Regions from separate parts of the Mus musculus genome. Here region 2 is linked to region 1. The links are chromatin loops, found by intact Hi-C in ENCODE. Cell type or tissue: heart. All regions are shown on one strand. Links, peaks and the distances in the headings refer to the core of each region. The heading gives the core; the rest is flanking DNA.

Region 1 (5,371 bases), core at 225-5,224:
CCCTTGGTCATTCCCCGCTGTTTTTTCCATGTCTGGCTTCTGCTCTGCAAAGGCCGCGCAATAGGAAAGGTGGAGGCCCTGATGACCTCCTTTAGCATGATCACCTGCCTCCGGGAGCAAACTGTGATTCTTCATCCAACCCAGCTTGGATTTTTCGGGGACTTCGGAGGCACGACACATGATTGGTGCTCAGGTGTGCAGTAAGTTTTGAGACCCCCCCCCCCCCCCATCAACTGATTGTACAGTTTGTCCTAGGCACTGCCCTGTCCAAGATAACTGCTTCCACTTCTGTCAGTTACCAGTGTTCCCATTACAGGAGTGAGATTGGACAGGCCAGTCAGCTGTGGCCAGGGTCTTCTTCACATAGTGATGCTATGTTAATGCAGATAAACCTAACTGCGGGGACACGAGCTATCATGTATCTGCCCTTGGTGAAGCTTGAGCTAGGTCAACAGTGATGTTTCCCTATTGGCCTGAAGAGAAGAGATATGGAAAAACCACAATAAGGCACGGTGGCCCCAGGATGTTTATTAATTTTCAGAATGGGGGAGGAGATAAGTGCATGGTCGGTAGCTAACCATGCTTCCTGATTGGATGAGGGACCAAGAAGGGCCTCCTCTGATTTTCATTTTAGATAGTTGCCATAGTGACAAGAAGAGGCCTTGGCCTATATCACTGCCATTTGGGGACTGTTTAGATTTATGAAGCTTCTACTTACAGACCTTTGTTGACTGTGGAATAGGGCTTGAGATTAAAAACAAATTAAGGCTCACTTATACAATATGTAGAGTTTGAAATCCATCTTCAGAAAGCAAGGACACAGACAGTATGGAAATCGGTGGAGTGAGACTAAAAACATACCAAGCAGCTTTGGTAGTGACTGGTTAATCAGGGCTTCTCAAGAAGACAGTGCCCAAAAAAATCCAAGCTAGGTTGGATGAGGAATGACCTAGAGTCCTGCTTGAGAGAGCAATGTTCTCAAGATGGAACCCTGAAAAAGGAAGCAAGACATCAAGACTGCAATTCAGGAGGCGAAGTGGGAAGTTCAGTGCGCTTCTGTCTCTGTTACTGTTTTGAGATGTGGCCTTGCTATGCTGTCCTGGCTGCCCAGCACACACTGTGTACCCGGATGTTCAGGCTAGCCTGATATTCATGGGAATTCTCCTGTCTCAGGCTCCCAAACTGTTAGGGTTACAGGCATGCAGCACCATCCTGGCTGACATACAGATCCTGGTGCCAAAGTGCATGTAGGCTGGGACTTTGGGTGGCCCAACCGGTCTGGATACAAGGCACTGCTGGGCTCCTCCCAGGGAGCAGTTGTGTATCTATCTTCTAGAAGACAGGTCCTTCAGCTTTCATCTACTCCAGAGGTCTGTGGCAAAAATAGACTAGGATCACCAACGACCGACTTTCATTGAACACATGCCGTTAGGAAAGGGAAGGGATGGATCCAAGGGTTGGGGTAGGGGGGGTGAGGGGGGAGGCAAGCCGAGGAAAGAGTATAGATGTAGAGAACCGTAAGGGAGGAACAAGTTCTAAGTTCTAAGGATGACACTTTGGGCCAACAGCTCTGAAGCAAAGCATTCAGATGTAGAAGAGGACTGGGGTCCAGAACCCCTTGTTCTGAAACAGACAGCATCCTAAGGACCACAGCCCCTCAGTCCCAGAAGTGGTACAAACGTTGAGAGTCCCTTCTAGTTCTAGTAGTTTGTCCTTTCTGGGACACAGCAGGTACTCAGATATGATCTACTATGTAAAACTTCTTTTACAATTACCCTCAGTAATCAGGATTGGCATTTGTAGATTAAAAGGCACCATAAAGCTATACTATTAAAACAGTGTGGCAACATTGGCCAAGTGAGTGAAGGAGCTCAGATCATCTGGAAGTGGTTTCGGATGTAAGTCAACAATAACTATGACAAGATGACATTGTAGAATAGAGCACAATAAATCAGTCAGAAAGGAGGGCTGGAACAAGGCGTAAACCAGTTATTTAGGTAGAAAGCTCTGTTGTTCTTGTGTGTGGCACCATGAACCTGGGTGGTATAATTCCCAACACCCCACTGACTCTGATCCTGTTTCCCACTATAAGTTCAGAGAACCATAAAGCTGTGACTGGATGTGATAGCAGACACTGGCTATCAGTCAGCTGTCATGGCTGAGAGGAATAGGAAACAGAGGTGACAAATTATCTGCAAGAGCAGGCCCTGGTCTCTAGATCAAGAGATCTTGATCAAGAAATCAAGAGATCTGCTCTCCAGATTGACTGTCATCAATGTTTGGCATCATGGTAGCATGAGCTGAGACCAACAGGAAGACACTCCACGTGGGTGGCCAGCTTTCTAGATGTCCGTGGGGGTGAGGGGCGCTATAACATGGGGGATTTCAGTCAGAACAACCCAGGTCACTCAGGCCATCATGCCATCACTGGGGTTCAGCCACGACACCGTGAGTCTGTCAGGTATCAGTCAGGGCACTCCAGCCACCACAAGCCGTCGGGGTTCAGTCAGGTCCCGGTGAGTCTGTCAGGTATCAGTCAGGAAACTCCAGGATACCCTGGATACGTCGGCGCTCAGGACACCCCAAAACCCTGTGAAGCCCTCGGGCCTCGTGCTCTGTGACCCCTGGAGTCACTTCCGGATCAGGCTCGACGGCCCGCTCTTGTCTTCCGTCAGTGGCGACGGTGTGGGAGGAATTCCCAGGCCTGGGGACAGGGAGCCCTAGCTCGGGTCGGGGTCGTGACCTTGGCGATCCCCCCGAGTCCCGAGCTCCGCTTGTCTCGCTACACCCGACGCCAGGAAGTTCCCCGAGGGCGCCGGAGGCGGGCGCCGCACCCACACTCACTCAAAGACGTGCTCCGAAGTCCAGATCTTCATGGTGCCAGCTGCCTGCCCGGTGTCCCTCAGTGTCCGGGGACAGTGAGGCACAGAAGTTCGCCGGCCCCGCCCCGTCCCGGCCGGCCGGCCTCGCAGCGCGCAGGCGCCGTCGAGCCAGGCGCTAGGACGCCCGGAAGTGCCATCCCGCGGCCTAGCCAAGCCGGGTTTGGCTCCGCCCCGCGGCGCAGTCCTGCCCAGTCTTCTTGGCTCAGAGCAACCAAGCCCCGCCCCCCATGCTCGGCGCAATCAAGTCCCTCCTTCGTGAAGGCTCAGTGCGCCGGCGCAGAGCCGAAAAGTGAGGCGGCCGGCCGGCGCCGCACTACGCATGCGCGGGCCTTGGCGGCGGGACTTTTTGGCTGGTTTGGCGGGTTGCTGATATGTGTCTAAAGTTCTCATTGGATGTGGCTGAGCCTGGCGGCGTTTGCCAGAGTACGGTTTTGTGGTGTGGTCTTAGAGAGTTAGTCCCACCTCTTCAATCTAAGCAGTGGGGTGGCGGGACAGGGGTGGTTTCAATCAGCACCCGTGCCCTTGCCAGCCCAGGGTTGGTTACCCTTGGTGGAACAGGCCACCCAGACAGGGCTGGACCAATTGCTCTACGGTCATAGGTCATCTCCATCACCATTTCTCAGTGATGCCCACGCCCTCCTGTGCCTCCACAACTTCCTGTTACATATTCCTCAGCAATTACCACTCTGGAGTCATCTTGTTTATCTGTTAGCTCCCATTGTAAGTCATCCCCCAGAAAGCCAGCCCTGGCCTGTCTCCATCATGGCACTCAGCACCTCTGGATAGCAGGGGTTTAAAGGTTATTGAAAATGAAATAGTTATTTGAGGAATGAATTAATTAGGCCATTTAGTTTATCTGCTTGACTTCTAGTCTGTAGGCACGTGAGGGTGAGGCTCTTGCTAGGCTTGTTCAGTGATTTCCTCCCTGTACCTAATAATTACAGATGACATTCGTGAGAGAATGACTAAGAAGTGAGGGGGCAGGAGCGGATGGCATGTGGTTCTATTCAGAGATGTGCCGGGTAAGATGGACGAACTGCTTGGCTTGGGTTTCAGGTGTAGCTTCCCACCTCTGCGCACCCTGTTCCCCGCATCCTGTGCCTCCCGACAGAACAATTTGCCTTTTGAAATGACAGTTGGAGGAAAATCTTTGCATCTCGGTACTTAAAGAGCTACTTAGAATTACCCTTTGTCCCTAGTTTGTTCAATTGTTAAAAACAAATAAAGCCAGGTTAATTTAGGAGGGTGGATCATTTTTTTTTTTAAAATAGCCAAAGCAGTTTATATTTTAAAAGATAGAAAAATTATATTAGACAGGAAGGAAATAATATGGTTGGTAGCTGCTAAGTGTAATTTGTTTTACCTGGGGGATTATATATATATATATTCAGTACTTTGAGTGATTTCTTGGGGAGATAATGTTTTAAGGGCTGCTGAGAGGGCCCCAGCCTTTGTTAAGATGTGAAGTTAGTGCTGTGTATTACTGGCTCTAGTGCAGTCACTACAGAACAGTCAGTCCCTGCTGCCCTAGAGCTTCATGAAGCTGTTCACCAGCTAGCTGGCCAGCCTCCTCTGCCTCCTCCTCCTCCTCCTCCTCCTCTTCCTCTTTTCTCTTTTCTTTCTTTGCCCCCAGTTCAAGATTTTTTCTTTGTCAAAGTCATACCAGAAAACTTACTTCTTTTCCATTGCTCTCCAAAACATGACTGTACCAGTCTACTGATTTTGCTTCCTTCATCTGGAGTGATGGGGATGGATCGTTAGGTGGGTGGATGTCTGGGGTCCGATGGTCTTTTCTGTGTCTCCCTGTACTAAAAAATGCTAATAACTCTTTGGGGTTTGGAAAACAAGGTCTTCCTTCTATCACTGCCTCCTAGGGACACACTAAGAGGCTCACTGAGGATGCAAAACAAGGTGTTTAGACCCTTAAGAGTCATGTTAGTAATGGTTCCTTTTATTGAGAGAGAAGTCATTAGGACATTGACTTGATTTGGAATACGGTGACTGGATCTCCTGAGTCTGCCCCAGGGATGGCACCTGTGACTCCCGCCTGCCAGGAACTTCACAACTGGTGGGGGACAAACGACAAGTCAAGAGAAAACCACAAGATACCCAAAGAGAAGGCTCTATGTCGGGGAGACCATGGACTGTGAGGAGGAGCTGGTGTGAATGGGCCTCAATGACAAGCCCTGCTTCTGGCTCTGACTCTGACTGGGCCTCTGATCCGTTGATTTCGAAGCTTCGCTCAATCGCCCTCCACTTGTCATACTTTGCATCATTATTTCATCTGATAAAATTTAAATTTATCTTAAAGTTACTTAAATTTTTTGGATCAGTGTGGTATACAATAATCCACCTTTATCTGTAGGTTTGTTTTCCATAATTCTTCAACCATCCATGGTCTACTGTAGATATTAAATGAAAAACTGTAGAAGTCAATAATTCATGAGATTAATGTTGTATACTATTCCGAGTGGTGTGATGAAGTCTTG
Region 2 (5,371 bases), core at 117-5,116, 57 kb before region 1:
ACTAGGCCCCAGACCAGTTTGAGCTTCGGTAGTCACTCAGGTGAGAGTTGGTATGAATCTGAACTCAGGTGTTGGCAGCGAAGATGGAGACCTATGGAAAGATGTGACAAGCTTCACAGGAGTGGAAGGGAACACAAGTGAGAAGTGACTTGCAGGTGTCTGATGTGGGTGACTATGGAGGTGACCACCTGAAAGGGCAAGGACTAAGCTTGGGGGTTCTCCTGGAGATGCTGCAGTGCCCTTCGGATCTCTAACAGTGAAGCTAACAGTCAGTTTGCTGGTTAAATACTCAAGACCAGACACTTTGAGAAGACATGGAAGCTGACAATGCAAATGAGGGTTCACAGCATATAGTGGTCTGGAAGATAAGGGGTGGGTGAGATTTCCTAGCAGGAGGAAGTAGGAGAGAGGTCCATGTCCAAGTCTCAGGGCCCAAGAGCGACAAACCAAGGCGATGGACAGCAGGAACAGCTTGTGAGGAAGTCCAGGGAGGCTGGTGCTGCAGACACCCTCTCCCGGCTCTCCCCACCCCGACTTTATGTTTTGACGTGTCCCCAGGCTGGGGGCAAGTGCTTCCCTGCTGAGGCCCCTCAGTGACCCCACTGTCAACATGCGTCTCTCTTCTCTCCTCACCCTTCAGCTTCAGGACCTTAAGTCTCAACATTTCCCTGGAAAACTTCCGAATGACCCCTGCTTTAGGCTTCTGCCTTCCTTCCTATCTGTGACAGATTCCCCTTTCTCTCTTCTCTTTCCTAGTGATTGACAGGCTGTGTGCCCAGCTCAGGTCTTAGCCCATGCTACCTGGGAGGCACTCACTGAATATTTCTTTAATGGATCACATGAGACCACAACTTCTAGCTCTCATAGACCTCTTTTTTTTTATTTTAAAGATTTATTCATTGTATGTGAGTATACTGTAGCTGTCTTCAGACAGGCCAGAAGAAGGTGTCAGATCTCATTACGGGCGGTTGTGAGCCACCATATGGTTGCTGGGATTTGAACTCAGGACCTTCAGAAGAGCAGTCAGAGCTCTTACCTGCTGAGTCATCTCTCCAGCCCTCCCATAGACCTCTTAACCAAGGGAACAAATAACTAGAGGATTAATTTCAGGTAATGAAAGCTAAGGAAATCAGGCTGGATGAGTCTTTCCAGAGAACAGTAGTATCTCAGGAGGCTAGCGATCAGTTATTCTAGCAACAGTGACATAGGCTGGATGCAATGCTGCTAGGCTTGTTAACCACTGTCATAATTAGCCATTTATTGGTTAAGGGAGAGGTGAGTTAGACAATCCCTGCTTCTGTACGTGCAATTAATTATTCATAAATGAATCTGCCTGCTTTCCACTCAGACAGTATCTAAGAGCCATAGTTGGAATTTAACAGACATTCATTATTCCCAACATTTTCAGAAAACAAATAAAAATGAGCCTGAAACAAATCCATAGCAGGGCACTCCTGAACTTAAAGCTCCTTCATCATGTGAGCTGGATCTAGACCCACCAAGCAGAGAGATGGAAAGTGGTCCTTCCACCATCTGCAAAGAAGCCTTTCAGGGTTGCCTCCAATGGCCTCAGCCTGAACACATCTTTGTCCCCAGGCAGAAACCTACCTCCTGCTGGGCTATCTGTGAGTGTACAGACTGGAAGTCTAAGTAGCCTCTTACCAGACCATTCCTTGCCTTTCCACCTTCCTCCTCACTCCCTGCAACTCTGGTTTCCTCCCTCCTCTCCATAAGTCCTCTTTGGGTGTAGCAAATAGCTAGACATTCCAGATATATCTGTTCCATCACTTTCCTTAAACAAAAATCCAGATGAACTTTTATAATAACTAATTCCTGCTGACTACCTGCTAACTCTGTGTCTAGTGCTTCAATGTGCCATCGGACTAAAGCCTTGCAAGTGGTTGTCACCTTGGGTGGCTCTGGCATCAACTACAATGCAGGGTGCCACAAGCTCTGGTGGGGGACTTTCTTCACCAGGTTATTTGGAATGGAAAGAGCCACCCTGAGCATCTTGGGAAAGTCTCTTCTATCATTACAGACTATTTACTTTGGTTATCCAGTATTATCATTTCTCCCCTTTGTTTGCAGGCTAGCTCCCTCGGATCATGGGTGGCAAAGTGGCAAGGATCTCGTCCCTGAGTACGTCACTGTACTCCAGGTGTTATCAATGATCCAGGCACTTAGGAGTTATTCAACAAACACTTGTCAAATGATGGAAGGAAGGAAGAAGTAAAATAGCATTCCAACAGCTCTGCAGACAGTGCCTGAGGACTGTACTACATGGCTGGCTCTTTTCTCTAGCCTCTCCTCACTGTCTGCATCCAGAGCCCATGGTGTTAACCTCCCCGATCGATGATTTGGGGCCACCTGCCAGGAGGCCTCTCCAGGTATCTTCAGTCTAGGTGTTCAGTGGGTCCACTTTTCCAGAGCCCAGTCATGGCTTTTGTAGGCTGTAGGGCCTCCTCCACTGGAAATATGTTTTATATCTCGCTCTGCAATGCACCGAGTACTTTTTGCCCATAGTAAAAGAAATCCGAACATTTCTGTGATACCTGCTCGGTTGGCAGCTGCACTGTCCAGGCAAAGCTTAAGCTCACTGAAGGTTCGAGGTTTTTATAGCAACTGGAAGCATGCTTGCACTTCCGAGTGAGACCCTGTCTTTTTTTTTTTTTTTTTTTTTTTTGAGACAGGGTTTCTCTGTATAGCTCTGGCTGTCCTGGAACTCACTTTGTAGACCAGGCTGGCCTCGAACTCAGAAATTCGCCTGCCTCTGCCTCCCGAGTGCTGGGATTAAAGGCGTGCGCCACCGCGCCCGGCGAGACCCTGTCTTAAAAAGGAGAAAAGGTAACTTGGAAGTGTTCTGGGCAGACATAAAGCTGTGACTCAAGCCATCTTGCTCATGAGAGATCCTACAAGGTGTTTCCCCGCCCAGCAGGCCAAAGACTAGGCCACGCCTCCTCTGTAACCACGCCCCTTTCCAACTCCGCCTCTCTAGCCTTGCCTGAGGCCCAGAACCGCGCACGCGCTCTTCCATTTGTTGTGTCCGGCGCACGCGCAGTGAGGAGACGCGGCAGATATGGCGGGTCCGGCGCCGGGTACAATTATGGGAGAAGACTACTTCGGGAATGCCTCAGAGTGGGGCGAAGAGGCAGACGGCGGCCAGGTGAGAGGGCCGTAGGCGTTCCGCCAGGAAGCCGGGTTTGTGTCCTGTCCTCGCGGCTCCTGCTCCGGCCAGACCCGGGTACGGGGACCCGTGACCCTTGACTCCCTGACCTCCGACCCCGGACCCTAGCAAAGCGGGTCCAGGAACTGCACTCAGGGCTTCGGGCCGGTCCTGCCCCGTTAGGGACCTCAGTTTCCCATGCATTCCGATTCCCAGTGACACCTGGGGCTGATCTCTGCGAAGCAGAAGCCATGGTGCCCGAGGGGGCAGGACAGACTCTAAGGGAGAAGTGGACCACAGTGATACAGTGAACAAACTAACTCCAAACTCCAGCAGCATTCTGGGGTTGGGAAAACACTCTCCGGTGCTGGACAGACCAAACTTTTTTTTCCACTTTTGGGTGATTTCATTCATCCTTAGAGTACAGGACAGGAAAGATCTCGTAGCCCCGACTGTCCAAGATTTGGGTGAGAGATGGGGAACGGGTATCGTTCAGTGTCCCCCCAAACACCAGGGTTAGGAAATCAGAAGTCCACCCAGCTGTATGACTGACTTAAGCCTCCCATATCCTTCTGGACAGTGAGTAGGGGCCCTGGAATTTGGCTTTTCTACAGGAAGTGAGATGAGCTTTGAATGAATATGGGATGCAGTGAGGTATACCAGTGGAGTGGTCAGTGGTGCAGTGAGGGTGATGGAGGAAAGGTGAGGGGTTTCTGGAACCGAGTGAGGGAAGCCCTCCGTGGTTGGTTGGTTGGTTGCTGGACCAGGAGCTGTCAGTCATCAGTTGCAGCTTCCAGGGGTCCTATAGAGCTAGCTGCTGACCAGTAGGACATAAGACCCTGGGCATCTGTTTGTATGCTAGAGCATACTACATCACTTGGGAACTCGGAGGTGGATATATAGAGTTGGATTTAGCTAATTTGGATGTTGGGCTAAGTGCTTTTGTGTGGTATCGCAGGCTAGGCGCTAGAGCAGCAGTTCTCAACCTGTGGGCTGTGACCCTGTGGGGGTCATATCAGATATCTTGCATATTCACATTGTGATTCCTAACAGTAGCAGATGACAGTTATGAAGTAACAACAAAAGTAATTTTACAGGTGGAGTTCACCACAGCATGAGGAACTGTGTTGAAGGGTTGCAGCATTAGGAAGGCTGAGAACCACTGTTCTAGAGTTTGAATTGAGTGTTATTCATAAGTAAAATAAGGCAGAAAGACTCAGCCACCTGCCCAGGGCATAAGGAAGGAAAGAAGACTCAGAGTGATGTCCTTTGTGTCACTTAAGTGGCTCAGTAACTGAGGTGGTTCAGATTCAGTAAGAGTCGGGGATGGCTTAGCGAGTACTGTGCTTGCCACAGGAGCACTAGGTCCTGAGTTCAGAAACTATCATCCACATAAAAAGCTCTTGTCTGTAATCCAGCACCGGGGGATCCCTGGAGCCCCCTGGCCAGCCAGCTGAACCGTCCGTGTTACCGAGAGACCTTCAAAAAGGGGTGTGGAGAGTGACTGGAGAAGACACCCAACCTTGATCTCTAACATCTACACACAGACAATGTACACACAGGAACATCTCAGGAGACCACACAGACACAAGAAAGTACTCTGTGGATTAGCTTGGTGGTTGTCGTCCATGTTCTGTGTCTGTTGAGGGTTAGGCGTGCCAGGCCCTGGCCTAGAGTCCACTGAATTTCAGTCCTTTTTTTTTTTGTTTTTGGTTTTTCGAGACAGGGTTTCTCTGTGTAGCCCTGGCTGTCCTGGAACTCACTTTGTAGACAAGGCTGGCTTCGAACTCAGAAATCTGCCTGCCTCTGCCTCCCAAGTGCTGGGATTAAAGGTGTGCGCCACTATACCTGGCACTGAATTTCAGTCTTAGTGACGCTGGTTTGACCTGTTGACCCTAATGTGTTCTCTCCAATGAGAGGGATGAGCTAGTGGGGTGTCACACCTGTGACTTAGGTGTCCTGACTGTGGTTCAGCACGCCTGTAGGTGGGAATGTGACAGTGTGAAAACACTGCACACCCCTGCGCTTTGCCCACTTGCTTCATCTCTATTCTCTGACTGTACTTGAAGGGGCGAAAGTCCAGAGGGCTGGAGGATGGAGACTTGAGCTGGGTCCATCTTCCCTGGTTTGGGGACAGGACGAGGTAGAGAGCCTACAGTGCTGTTGAGTCCGGATGGTGGGAGCTCAAAGCAATTGACTTATAGACAC

Evidence for each region. A loop is a pair of places that touch in the nucleus more often than their neighbours do. Peaks named below come from ENCODE experiments on the same cell type or tissue, not always from the same donor. Only the 100,000 strongest peaks of a DNase experiment are listed, where the experiment ranks them.
Region 2: a loop joins it to region 1, with 2.8 times the contacts of the local background. A loop is called at or near these places in 3 of 42 quality-filtered maps.

Annotation. Positions count from the first base shown.
Region 1 is chr2:174,469,988-174,475,358 of GRCm38, forward strand. Prelid3b (PRELI domain containing 3B) reads right to left here and starts at 2,954. Exons shown (of 6, transcript NM_025531.2): 1 at 2,845-2,954. The coding sequence starts at 2,876. Gm38546 (a long non-coding RNA gene) reads left to right here and starts at 3,024. Exons shown (of 2, transcript XR_867090.2): 1 at 3,024-3,602; 2 at 3,827-4,122. In heart, for the core only: a CTCF peak has its summit at 3,088; a DNase peak (open chromatin) is centred at 3,104; H3K4me3 peaks cover 2,126 bases; H3K27ac peaks cover 1,738 bases.
Region 2 is chr2:174,412,794-174,418,164 of GRCm38, forward strand. Nelfcd (negative elongation factor complex member C/D, Th1l) reads left to right here and starts at 3,011. Exons shown (of 15, transcript NM_020580.3): 1 at 3,011-3,163. The coding sequence starts at 3,077. In heart, for the core only: no CTCF peak of the experiment used is centred there; a DNase peak (open chromatin) is centred at 3,048; H3K4me3 peaks cover 1,496 bases; H3K27ac peaks cover 919 bases.